Linked DNA regions of Homo sapiens: region 1 is linked to region 2. Evidence: chromatin loops called from intact Hi-C (ENCODE). Cell type or tissue: IMR-90. All regions are shown on one strand. Links, peaks and the distances in the headings refer to the core of each region. The heading gives the core; the rest is flanking DNA.

Region 1 (6,952 bases), core at 1,323-6,322, 420 kb after region 2:
GAAAGAGGGCTGGGTTTCCAGGGCCTTTACTCTCATATGTAGCCATTTACTTCTTTGACAAATATTTACTGAGTGCCTACTATGTGCTGAGGAGAAAAGGCATCCTGGCGAGAGCACAGGCTTAGAATCTGATAGGCCTGGGCTCAATGATTGGCTTTGCAGTTTTCTAAATGGGCAGCCTTGGGCAGATTAGTTAACCCCTGTATGCCAGGCACATAGTGGAAAGTCAGTGGAGATTTGTCAAGGAAATAAATAAATAAGTTTTTGTTTCTTCATCTATAAAATGTGGCTATCAGAGCCTGCTTTGTGGGGTTATTGAAGATGTGATGAGAAAATGGATAGATCGTGCTTTATTGCTGTTGCTGTTTTTCCATTAGTATACAGTGGTCCCCGATCTTTGGTACTGTGGAGAAGGCAGACAAGCAAATCAACAATTATTCTGCAATGTGGCTGAAAAATAAACTAAACTAGGGGTGGGAAAGCACAGTGGTGAGACTCAGAAAAGGCTTCCCAGGGAAATGATTCTCGAGCTAAGGTTTATCAGGTAGGTAAAACCCAGCCAGGCAAAAGAAGGGAGGAATGGCATTCCAAGCAAACGGATTGGAACCCAGTGGGCAAAGAGGCAGGAGGGAGGTCTGTGTCCTGACAGGTGGCTTGATGTGGCTCAACTCCCAGGCACACGGGGGCAGATAATAGGCTAAAGAGATAGGCTTTATTCAGTCATTTTTCTGGGTCTCAACCTTACATTCTTAATCCAAACCAAACACCAGTGATGGAGGCACGGGTAAGAAAGAAACTTGGTCAGGCACAGTGGCTTACACCTGGAATCCCAGCACTTTGGGAGGCCAAGGCAGGTAGATCACTGGAGATTAGGAGTTCGAGACCAGCCTGGCCAACACGGTGAAACCCCATCTCTACTAAAAAAAAAAAAAAAAAACAAAAATTAGCTGGGCGTGGTGGCACATGCCTGTAATCCCAGCTACTAGGGAGGCTGAGGCAGGAGCATTGCTTGAACCCGGCAGGTGGAGGTTGCAGTTAGCCGAGATTGAGCCACTGGACTCTAGCCTGGGCAACAGAGCAAGACTTTAACTAGAAAAAAAAAAAAAGAAAGAAGAAAGAAGAAAAGAAAGAAAGAAAGAAAGAAAGAAAGAAAGAAAGAAAGAAAGAAAGAAAGAAAGAAAGAAAGAGAAAGAAAGAAAGGAAGGAAGGAAGGAAGGAAGGAAGGAAGGAAGGAAGGAAGGAAGGAAAAGAAAAGAAAGAAAGAAAAGAAAGAAAGAGGGAAGGAGGAAGGGAGGGAGGGAAGGAAGGAAGGAAGGAAGACTTGCAAGCAGGAAAGCGTCTATTGCCACCATGGCTGTAGGGCAGTGGGGTGGTTCCAGGATTCAGCCTTCACAGAAGCCACCAGAAAATCTACAGGAGTCAGCAGGAAACCTGTTATTTTCCTGAAGCACCCAACTCTAAATGACACTTGAAATCTTAGAGTTTTAATATCTTTATCCTAGTATTTTTAGTCCTGAATTCCTGAACTTAATTGCTAATCCCATCTACAGTCACGCATTGCTTAATGATGGGGATATATTTGGAGATATGTGTCCTTAGGTGATTTCGTTGTTGTGACCATCACAGAGTGCATTACACAACCTAGATGGTAGGGCCTCCTACACACCGAGGCTATGTGGTATGGCCTAGTGCTCCTAGACTACAGACCTGTACAGCATGGTCCTGTACTGAATACCGTAGGCAACTGTAACACAGCAGTATTTGTGTATAAGATATCTAAACACAGAAAAGATAGAGTAAAAATACTGTATTATAATCTTATGGGCCCACCATCATCTATGTGGTCCTGTGGTTTAATAAAACATCGTAATATGGCGTGTAACTGTAGATTTACATTTTCAGCTTTTCATCTATGAGCATTTTATCTTAATATTTTACCTCCTCTATGCTTATGCTTTTAAACTTTTATCTTATTAACTTCAAGCCTCTTATCTTTTATTTTAAATATCATTCATTTTATCACATGTACCTTATCTTACAAACATTTTAAATTTTATTTTCAACTAATACTTTGTTTTTCTTACATTTTTTTTCTGGCAGTGTTTTAATTTTATTCACCTTGTAACTTTCTAGCTTCTTTTTCTTTTAAAAGAATTTCTTCTTTCTTTTCTCTTTCATTTTCCTTTTCCTCCTCCTCCTTTTCTTTGCCTTCCTTTTCTTCTATTTGACCATATTTGGGTTTGTTTTTTTAGTGTCCAGAGAAGACAAAAGCTGATAGAGAAGGGAACATGGTGAGAAGCTACCCCACAGACAGAGGCAGCTGGATCAATGTCCTTCTTCCCCTTGGGTAACTCTGTGGACCCTCCTGCCCCAATTGTCCTTGCAGCTTCCCCTAAAATGCAGCCTGAACACCCTCCCTCTGCCTGCTATCCCGCCCAGCTCCACCAATGATTTACCCAGCCCTTTAAAGAATGGATTGAGAAAGAGAGAGAGAGAGAGGAAACTTACCTGCAGAGAATAACATGTTAACCCCTTCCCTGGCTGCAGTTCTGTGACATAGTACACAAAAGATATTGCAATTGTTTTTCTTTCTGACATCATATCTACCAGGCCTTACAGGAATTTTTTGCATGTTTAGAATCCATGTGTGTGTGTGTGTGTGTGTGTGTGTGCATGTGTGTGTTATCAGAGACTGTTGTGCCCCTACTAGGAGGTTTTAAACATTGTCAGAACCTATACGTGTTCTCCCAGAACATCAGATATCAAAGAGCAAGGGGGGCCCGTGCATTTCGAAGATACGTGCCCAGGTCTCCCCTAGTAGTTCTCAGGGAGAGAAGTAGGTAAGGCTGAGCTTCTCCACTTTTTTATTGTCTTCCAGAAAAGAACAGAATGTTATTCTGAGGAGAATGGAATTTCTGAAGATCATTTAATCATCTCTCAGGGTCTAGGCTGCTTTGTACACATAAGAGTAATTTAGGGAACTGTTAATAATGCAGATTTCACCTACTCAACATCAGCCTTGGCAAAGAACTTATGGCTAAGTCCCCAAAAGCAATTGTAAGAAAAACAAAAAAACAACAGTGGGACCTAATTATACTAAAGGGCTCTGCACAACAAAAGAAAATAGCAACAAAGTAAACAGACAACCTGCACAATGAGAGAAAATATTTGCAGACTATGCATCCAATAAAGGACTACTATCCAGAATGTGTAAGGAACTTCAATCAGCAAGCAAAAAACAAATGACCTCATTAAAAGACAGGCAAGGCTGGGAGCGGTAGCTCACACCTGTAATCCCAACATTTTGGGAGGCCAAGGTGGGCAGATCACTTGAGGTCAGGAGTTCGAGACCAGCCTGGTCAACATCCAGTGAAACTCCATCTCTACTAAAAATACAAAAAGTAGCCAGGCATGGTTGTGCACACCTGTAATCCCAGCTACATGGGAGGCGGAGCAATAGAATCGCTTGAACCTGGGAGGCAGAGGTTGCAGTTAGCTGAGATCACACCTCTGCACTCCAGCCTGAGCTACAGAGCAAGACTCCGTCTCAGAAAAAAAAAAAAAAAAAAAAAAAAAAGATGGGCAAAGGACATGAACAGCTGCTTCTCAAAAGAAGATATACAAGTGGCCAAGAAACATATTTTTAAAAATGCTCATTGTCACTAGTCATAACAGAAATGCAAATCAAAACCACAATGAGATTCTATCTCACCCCAGTCAGCATGGCTATTATTAAAAAGTCAAAAAATAGCAGAGGCTGGGGAGGTTGCAAAGAAAAGGGAACACTTAAACACTGCTGGTGGGAATGTAAGTTAGGCCAGCTACTGTGGAAGGTAGTTTGTAGTTTTCTCAAAGAGCTTAAAACAGAACTACCATTTGACCCATCAATCCCATTACTGGGTATAAACCCAAAAGAAAATAAACTTTTCTACCAAAAGGACACACACACTCATATGTTCATCACAGCACTATTCACAATAGTGAAGTCATGGAATCCATCTAGGTGCCCATCAAAGATGGATTAGATAAAGGAAATATAGTACATATACACCATGGAATACTACACAACCATAAACAAGAATGAAATCAGGTCCTTTGCAGCAACATGAATGCAGCTGGAGATTATGATCCTAAGCAAATGAATACAGGAACAGAAAACCAAATACCACATGTTTTCACTTATAAGTGGGAACTAAGCATTGAGGACACATGAACATAAAGATGGGAACAATAGAAAGTCGAGACTACTAGAAGCGGGAGGGAGGAAGGGGAATGTGGGCTGGAAAACTTCCTATTAGGTACAATGCTCACTACTTGAGTGATGGAATCATTCATACCCCAAACCTCAGCATCATGCAATATACCCGTGTAACAAGCCTGCACATGTACCCCCTGAGTCAAAAATAAAAGTTGAAAAAAACATTTTTATTTATTTATTTATTTGCTTTTTTTTTTTTTTGAGACAGAGTCTTGCTTTGTTGCCCAGGCTAGAGTGCAGAGGCTCAATCTCGGCTCACTGCAAGCTCCGCCTCCTGGGTTCACGCCATTCTCCTGCCTCAGCCTCCCGAGTAGCTGTGACTACAGGCACCCGCCACCATGCCCAGCTAATTTTTTGTATTTTTAGTAGAGACGGGGTTTCACCATGTTGGCCAGGATGGTCTCAATCTCCTGACCTCGTGATCCACCTGCCTCGACCTCCCAAAGTGCTGGGATTACAGGCGTGAGCCACCACGCTCGGCCAAAAGTTGAAATTTTTAATGCAGGTTTTACAGACACTCCCCAGAGATTGTGACTCAATAGAATGGGGTCCAGGAATCCAAAAAAGTTTTTGCCAGATGTCCCCAGGAGACTCTGATGTAGGTGGCCCATGGGCTACACTTTGAGAAGCACTCACTAAGCTTATATGGACAGAATCTTTTTATAGATTCTGCCTTCAGAACTCTCCCTTTGCAGCATCCTGCTGAGGGGGTGTCCCCTTCCCAAAGATGGCCACCAGGCAACACGGCCGCAGTGGCTGCCCGGTGCAGCGAGGCCATGGGACGCATTCCTCCAGCTGCTCTGGATCCCCTAGAGTGAGGCTTTCATCAGTTGGATTCCTGTCCTGGAGCTCAGCCAGTTCCAGGATAAGGGCCTGGGACACTGGGCTCTCGAATAGATTTTGATGCTGGGTTTGTTTGCTGATCTGTTGTTCTTGTTTATTTTTAAGACTTGAGGGTGTGTTTGAATCCTGAAAGGGACGTAATAAAGGGGAGAAGCTAAGATGAAGGAGGAGAGGGCCTTCCTACCTGAAGGAGGCCCCAAGAAGGCAGCAGAGAGGGATCTGAGCACAGTTCCTCCAGTGTGGTTAGGAGCAAGAAGTGGCGGATGAGCGTAGGGGCAAGTGAGAGCCTGGGCTCAGCAACAGGCTCCATCTGGCAGCTCCACTATGAGGCTGAAACTGAGGGAGGGTTCCAGTGGAACCAACTTTTAGAGAGAGTACAGGGAATGGAGGCATCTTGGTGAAGGAGGGAAGAGTGAGCTCTCTGGAAAAATGAAGTAAGTTTGCTGTACTCCATCGGGATCCCAGTTAGCATTGTTATTTCAGAATTTATGATGTTAAAAATTGACACAGTTGTGCAGATTTCCTCCGGCGATTTTCAGACGCCAGGAGAAGGTAGAGGATGGATTGATCCAGGGTTGGAGTCTTGCTAATTCCATTTTGGAAGGACAGAGATGCATAGGAATTTAATATGTAAAAGATTAGTTTTATGAAATCTGAACTGAACAATAAAGACAGGAGGCAGGTGATGGATAATGAGAAAATGTATATATGGGGAGCTGGTCAAAGGTCCCAATTAATTCTAAGAGCAATTGAAGATGGAAGGGGTGTTGAATAGACGGCTGGAGAGGAGAAGAGGCTAAGTTCAAGAGTGGGATGTTTGTTTTCTATGGAGAAGTTCCCGGAACTGACAAGGATCAGGATGTGACCATGGGAGGAAGCTGCTGAAGTTGGATAGAAGAGGAAAAGATGACATAGTCCCAGAACAGAGAGGATGGTGGATGGGTTAGTTGCTTGAAAGTGATTTCTATGGTAAGCGAACCACTTTCTTACCATTGTGATTTCTATTAGGTATAATAACCGAAATGGATAATTCCACCCCAAACTATTACAGAGGCGATGGCATTGCATCAATGTGAGACATGCTTCTGGGGAGAGCGTGGTTCATGTCCCTTGCCCAGGGAGGATGGCATAGTATAGAGAATTTGCTCCTCTGTTCTCTATCGTCATTTTGAAGGACTCTGAATGGTATAAAAATGATTAGCCCCTATCCCTCACTTTAAAAATGGAATTTTACCATAGCTTAGCCTAGCCTGCCTTAAACGTGCTCGGAGCACTTACATTAGCCTAGAGTTTGGCAAAATCATCTCACACAAAGACCTTTTTATAAGAAAGTGTTGAATATCTCAAGTAATTTATTAAATACTGTACTGAAGGTGAAAAACAGAATGGTACCCAAAACACTGTTTTTACCGACTTCACCTTATGTTCCCACCATCATAAAGTCAAAAATCGTAAGTTGAACCATCGTAAATTGAGGACTGTCTGTGTACAATTTTTGTTGGTTAAAAATAAATAATCATAAAGAAAAAATAAAAATGGATTTTTATTTCTTAGTGTCAAAAATTTAGAAGATAAACGCAAGGAAAAAGAAACAGAGAAAATGAAAAACTGTGTATCGTATATTACTCAAAATATCACCTTATGAAGAAAACCACTATGTACATTTTAATGTATATAATTCTAGGATGTGTGTGTGTACACTTGTGTGCATTTTTTTAAAAAAATAAAATTATATTGCATAGTAATATGCTTGTCTCATCTGTTTAGTTATAAATGGATTCCCATGTCAGTAAAAAATCATCCAACATGGTTTATTTTTACATTGTTTTCTTCAACATGATTTTTAGTGTC
Region 2 (6,952 bases), core at 894-5,893:
CAAACACCGCATATTCTCACTCATAGGTGGGAATTGAACAATGAGATCACATGGACACAGGAAGGGGAATATCACGCTCTGGGGACTGTTGTGGGGTGGGGGGCGGGGGGAGGGATAGCACTGGGAGATATACCTAATGCTAGATGACAAGTTAGTGGGTGCAGCGCACCAGCATGGCACATGTGTACATATGTAACTAACCTGCACAATGTGCACATGTACCCTAAAACTTAAAGTATAATTAAAAAAAAAGAAGATATAAAGAAAACTTAAATGGAAATTTTATAACTGCAAAATACAATAACAAAATTTAACAAGAACCAAAAGGTGGAATCAATAGCAGATGAACAGAACATAAGAAAAAAATCAATAACCTTTAAGATAGAACAATGAAAATGACCCAATCTGAAAAACAGAAAAAAATAGACTGAGGAAACCATGAACATGGCTTCAGGGACCTGTGACATTATAACAAAATATTTAACTTTCACAGCATCATTGTCCTGGAAGGAGAGGAGAAAGAGTGGGGCCAAAAAAGGTGCAGAAAAATAATGACTAAAATTTCCCAAGGCAAATTATATAGACCCAGATTTAAGAAGTTGTGCGAATCTCAAGCGGCATAGTCCAAGTAAATCTACACAAAGACATATTCTAGCCAAGCTTCTGAAAATAAAAGACCAAGGAACATTCTGCAGAGCAGAAAGTAAGAAGTGACATAATCCCTACATGGGAAAGCAATTTGGATGACAACATATTTCACATCAGAAACCATGGAGACCTGGAGGGAGTGGCACATTTTTCAAATGATGAAAAAGCAAGCAAACAAACAAAAATGCACACAAAAATCTATCAACCCTAAATTCTATTTCCAGGTGGAAAAAATCCTTCAGGAATTAAGAAGAAATCAAGACATTTTCAGATGAAAACAACACTAAGAAAATTTGTCTTAGAATGGCAGAAAAAAAGGAATCTTAGAACATCAGGAAGGAAGAAAAACCAATGGAAAGACTAAATGTAACTAAGTATCATAGAATTTCCTTCACTTGGAGAAGGAAATTGTGCTTGATAGTTGAAAGGAAAATTATAATATCGTCTAATGTGTTTCTCCAAGTGTGCCGAAAAAATATTTAAGATAATTATAAATGGGGGAAAGCAAAGGGACTTAAATGAGGGCCAGGTTTCTATACTTTGCTTGAACTGTTAAAATGTTAATATGAATAGTCTGTGTCATTTATATAATATTCTTAAATGATAAAACTAAAGAAATGGAAAGTGCATCAGTGGTTTCCAGGGGTTAAGGATGTAGGGGAAGGGAGTTTATGTGACTATAAAGAAGTTGTTTTACTCTGTTGTATTAGTCAGTTCTCATGCTGCTACTAAAGACATACCCGAGACTGGGTAATTTATACCGAAAAAAAGATTTAATGGACTCACAGTTCCACATGGCTGGAGAGGCCTCACAATCTTGGTGGAAGGCAAAGGAGGAGCAAAGTCACGTTTTACATGGCGGCAGGGAAGAGAGCGTGTGCAGGGGAACTCGCCTTTATAAAACCATCAGCTCTGCTGAGACTTATTCACTATCACAAGAACAGCGTGGGAGAAACCCGCCCCCATGATTCACTTACCTCCCACTGGGTCCCTCCCACGACACATGGGGATTATGGGATTATTATAGCTGCATATATTTGAGCAGTGCACTCCACCTCTCTAACCCTCAATTTGCTTGCTAGTAAGGGACAAGGGACCCCCAAATGGGTGATGTACATATTATGACCCAAAGAACGACCATGCCCTATCAGAGGTTTCAGATCATAGCCCTATGGCCACAGTCTTTGAGGTAAAAATGATATTTGGCAAACAAAAAATGATGCATTTCTGTATCTGGAATTTTAAATTTACTCAGGTAGGGAATTTTGGTTTCCCTGTGATTCTCCTGGCACAGGTCTTTGTCCCAAAAGTGGAAGGGAGAGAAAACCCAGGACATCTAGGGATTCCAGACTATATGCTCTTTGATTAAATAGTCTTTCACCTGACTGTCCACGAGGATTTGTCCTTCTGTGATCTGTGTCTGCATTTAAATACATTTCTGTTTTAAACATTCTTAGACCTGTGGGAGCTTGTTTTAAAAGAAGTGAGTGACAAACTCCCCCATAGTGTGTGTGTGTGTGTGTGTGTGTGTGTGTGTGTGTGTGTGTGTGTATTATATATATATATATTTTATATATATTATATATATATATATATATAATATATATATATATATATTAGCAAAGTAGTTTTAAAAATCAGGCACTTAGCCTGCCAAGTTTCATCTCTTGGAAATGACAAGAGAGGCTGCCTCAGACTTTAAAACATCTAATTTGTAAGTGGTCCATCTATTTTTATAAAGGGCGGAGAAGGGAGTGGTGGGGGAAAATATCCAATCTCATTAAAATTCTCACAACGATTTAATGAGGATGAATTGTCTTCATTTTATAGTCAATGAAACAGGGGTTCAAAAAGATTAAGCAACTTGTTCAAGGTCACACTCAATGTTAACAGACATCCTGGAGTATAAAGGCAGTTTTCTCTGAATCCCATGTTCTTGGCCCTGGCTGCAGGAACCTCGCTGATACCACCAAGAGTAGGCAGGGATGCTTTCAGCAGGAAAAGCAGAACAAAAAAACAAAATAAAATGAGGAATCCTTGAAGTCTTAGATATAGAAAAAGGACGGGCGTAGCTGAACAATAACAGCAAACACATCTTAAGAGGCCAGTCCCTGAGGACACTTGCACCAGGAAGACAAATGGGCTTCAGATGCCCCCCACAGCCCCTAACCCACTTATTTTTATTTTCCTCCATGTTACCTCTATGATTTGGAATAATCTAAAAACTCCCTCTTTTTTTAACTTTTTTTTCTGATTTTATTATCTTTTTTATGATTTTTAAAAATTGACACATAATGATTGTACACATTCATGGGGTGCATAATGGTGTTTTGATACATGTAATGTATAGTAATGATATTATGGTAATTAACTATCATCTCAAACATTTGTCATTTGTTTGTGTTGGGAATAGTCAATATCCTCCTTCTAGCTATTTGAAACTACATAATATGTTAATATTAGCTAGAGTCATCCTATAGTGGTATGGAACACCAGGGCTTCTGTCTAACTGTAACTTTGTATTCTTTAACAAATCTCTCCCTAGCCTTCCTTTCAAGTATGGAAGGTATGGTAAGGGCAGTTCTAAACTCTACTTGAATTTCCCAAGTCAGGGAAGGGCCACCTGTGGAACCATTGCCTCTCCCCTGATGCCCAAGTACAGCTGCGTGCATACGGCAGAGGTCTAGTTTGGGCTTTCGCTTCAGTGGTCACTGGGAGAGAATTTCAGGGTTTCAGGATTTTCCCAGTTGTGATTTCATTTTATTGTCACAATAACTCTGTGCAATTGACAGAGTACACAGTAAATTCCCAAGGCATGTCCATTTATTTTGTCTGTTATTGTTGTTTAGCCAGTTTGTATTGAGTCTTTTCTTTAAGCTAGAAACTTTTAAATGAGCATGGATTTATGTAAATTAACCCAAATTATGCACCATATTAAAGGTTAAAAAGCTGAGGCTGAGAGTAGACCAGGTGCTCATACCAGATTACATAGCAGAATCAAAATCCAGATCAATCAGTTTCCCAGTACATGGCTTTTTCCACCAGGGGTCAGTAAACTCTCTTTCTGTAAAGGTCCAGATAGTAAACATGTAAGGCCATACTATGTCCATAACAACTACTCACCTCTGTCCTTGCAGTACAAAAGCAGTCCTAGACAATTTGTAAGAAATGAGCATGGCTGTGTTCCTATAAAATATTATTATTTTTTCTTTAAAAAAAAAAAGGCAGTCAGCCAGATTTGGCCCATAGACCATATTTTCCCATCCCTAGGGCAGACCACTACCTTGGTTCAGAAAGTGTTAGTGTTTTTAAGCAGGTCCTAAAATTCCTCTGTAATTGCTTCCCCAACCCAATGCCAATACACCTACTTGCCTTTCCTCTTTCCCTTCCTGAAAGTGTGGCTCTGTACAAGAATCCGGCATCTAAAATTAGTACTGGATTATATTCCTGTTCTCTATTAGATTGAAATGTACTCCAGTTACAGAAAAGCACATGTGCTGTCTCCCCAGGAGAAATTGCATATTTGTGCCAAGAGAAGCCTAGTCACTGGAGCTCTCCAAAATGCTTTCATAGACACCATGGCTCTATTAGTCAGTCTTGGAGTAAAGAGAAAGAGGCACATATTCTCAGGTCCCCCTAGGTGGTGTTTGGGCTTTAGCTGGGGATACCTGGACTTGAGGTGGCCATGACTGCCATCTTCTTAGCCATGCTGACATCTTGGCCCCTGCACTGCAAAATGTGAAGAATGGAGGACAAGATCAAGAGCACAGAATCCTTCAGGATACACGCCAAGCTCTGGGACCATCTGCTCTTCCACTGACATCTTCTCTGTGTATTCACAAAAGAGTATCTGATTAGATTGATGTGTGACCCTGCCCTCTGGCAGATTCTTGTTGAGTAGAGTCTTGCCCTGTATGCTAAGCACTATTCTAGGCGCTGGAGATATGTCAGTAAACAAAACCCCCGCTGTCGCAAACTAACATTCAGATGAGAGAAAAGAGGACAAAAGCAAACGAATACATCTATAATATTTTAGATAGGAAGAGAAATAAGGGAAAGGAAATGGATGGATGGATGAAAATGTACTATTTTAGATACGATGATCGGAAAAGAACTTCTAGATGAGGTGAGATCTGGCAGAGACTTGAATGAGATGAGGGGCTGAACCATATGACTATCTGAAGGAATCACATTCTGGGAAGAGGGAATAGCAAATGCAAAGATCTTGAAATATGCCTGGCAATCTGAAGACAGCAAAGAGGCCAGAGTTGCTGGAGAAGAGAGAGAGAGAGGAAAAGAAGCATAAGATGAGATCAGAAACTCTGCTTGTGTTACTATAACAGAGCTGAGCCTGGGTAATTTATAAATAACAAATATTTACTTCTCACAGCTCTGGAGGCTGGAAAGTCCAAGATCAAGGCATCAGCAGTTCGATGTTTGCTGAGGACCCAGTCTCTGCCTCCAGGATGGTACCTTGAACACTGCATCCTCTGGAAGCATGAATGCTATGTCCTCACATGCGAAAAGAGACAGAAGGGGCAAACTCACCCCCTCAATGCCCTTTCATGGGGCACAAATACATTCATGAGGTTGGAGCCCTTATGGCCGAATCACTTCCTAAAGGCCACATCACTTAATACTGTTGTCTTGGGGATTAAGTTTCAACATGAATCTTGGAGGAGGCAAAGACATTGAAACCATAGCAAAAAGGGAGCAAAGGTCCAAAACATGCAAGTTTTCTAGATCCTGGACAGGATTTTAGATTTTATTCTGAGTGAGATGAGTGGCCATTGGGGTTTGAGAGGAGAAAAAACATGAGTTTTTAAAGGTTTAGTCTAGCTGCTGCATGTGCATATGCATGGATGTGTAGTGGGGGAAAGAGAAGGGAAACAAGGATGAAGTGGGAGACCTATCAGCAGAGTCAATAGAAGTTACTGATGAGTGGTAAAGAGAAAGTGCAGAGTCAAGGATGACTCCCAGGTATTGCACCCTCTCACATCCTCACCACCCACCTTTTTGTTCCAGCAGTTGCTGTGGCAACAAGCTGCAGTGGGTGAAGCCTGGCAGCACCGTGGCCTCAGCTGCACCTTGCATTTCTTGCCTTTTGCCCCAGAGTTTCTTAGCCTTTCCATGGGACTCTTCCAGAAGCTCACTCAGCCATTCAGGTCCCTGTGTAAGCCTGGAAGACCAAGGAAGTTAACACCTCAGGGGCAGTTTTTGACCAATGAGGGTTTAGAGCAGGTGGATAATTCTGAGGCTCAACGTGTGTATCTTTTAAAAGAACACCCATTGGAACTAAGCCCCCAGGTATCCACAGCAGTAACCAGCTCTACCATAGTTCCTTGGAATGGATTTTCCTCTTTCCATTTTACTCTTCCTAGTCCCTCACTATTGTTCCCTGGGTCCCCTTCCAAAAATAAACTTAAAACCCAAACAGTGTCAAGAGTTTATCATTGAGTATATGAAAGTTTGGACTGCTCATTCCATCACCAAGTGGAGATGACAAGGAAGCAGTTGGAAGTACTTGAATCTGGAACTCAGAACACAATATGCAAAAGAGACCAGGCTACTTGTCTTCCAAGGTCACTGTGTCAAGGTGTACCAGGCACCTCCACCTTCACAGCTCCACCAATACAATGCATCTCCATCTCCTACTGTTCCCTTGGCAGGTGACTTCTTCTTGACCCTGAAGAGGATGCAATGAACAGTGGAAAGAGCAAACAGCAGTCTTGTGATGACCTGTCTTGTGATGGCAGCTTTTCCACGCTATTTTCATTTGTTTCTAGCTCCAGTAGATGTGATGTCCTCAGAGCAGATGAGCAGCCACATTAGAATGAAGGCTTGTCGAAAGTCAGCATGGCCACCCCTGCAGAGAAACATGGTCTGTTGGGAGTCTTTTCCCTTTGTTAAGATCCCCCCTGAGGTTTTAGGGGAGGAGAAAAGAAAAGTGAAATGGGAGGCAATTGGGGGAGGCAAGGAGGCCAAGTGCCATGTCCCCAGGAGGCCTCTTAGCTCTCTGACAGCCTCCAACCTCTGCCACCAGCCTGAGCCTAGATTTCTGAGACACTGCAGAAATAGGACATGGCTTTTGTTTTCATCGCTATTTAATTTACTCAAATGAAAACTGCAATTACTGAGCAGTTATATATCCTCATGTGCTTCAGGGATGCTGTCCCTGGCACATTTGCTATCCCCATTTGGAAAATTCACCTGTAAAAGCATCAGAGTCGCCTGCATTGTATGTGGAAATCTGCAATGTCATCCTTTGTGCAAGGGATAAAAATTCACCCCGGGGCACCAATTT

What was found. Peaks named below come from ENCODE experiments on the same cell type or tissue, not always from the same donor. Only the 100,000 strongest peaks of a DNase experiment are listed, where the experiment ranks them.
Region 1: it touches region 2 in a loop (6-fold over the local background); 2 of 110 quality-filtered maps call a loop at or near these places.

What each region holds. Positions count from the first base shown.
Region 1 is chr7:33,747,116-33,754,067 of GRCh38, reverse strand. No RefSeq gene overlaps it. Among named protein-coding and RNA genes, the nearest start is that of FLJ20712, 25 kb to the right of the region's middle. RefSeq lists an enhancer at 1,909-3,108. In IMR-90, for the core only: no CTCF peak of the experiment used is centred there; a DNase peak (open chromatin) is centred at 3,687.
Region 2 is chr7:34,162,873-34,169,824 of GRCh38, reverse strand. No RefSeq gene overlaps it. Among named protein-coding and RNA genes, the nearest start is that of BMPER, 260 kb to the right of the region's middle. In IMR-90, for the core only: a CTCF peak has its summit at 3,701 (motif pointing right); a DNase peak (open chromatin) is centred at 3,704.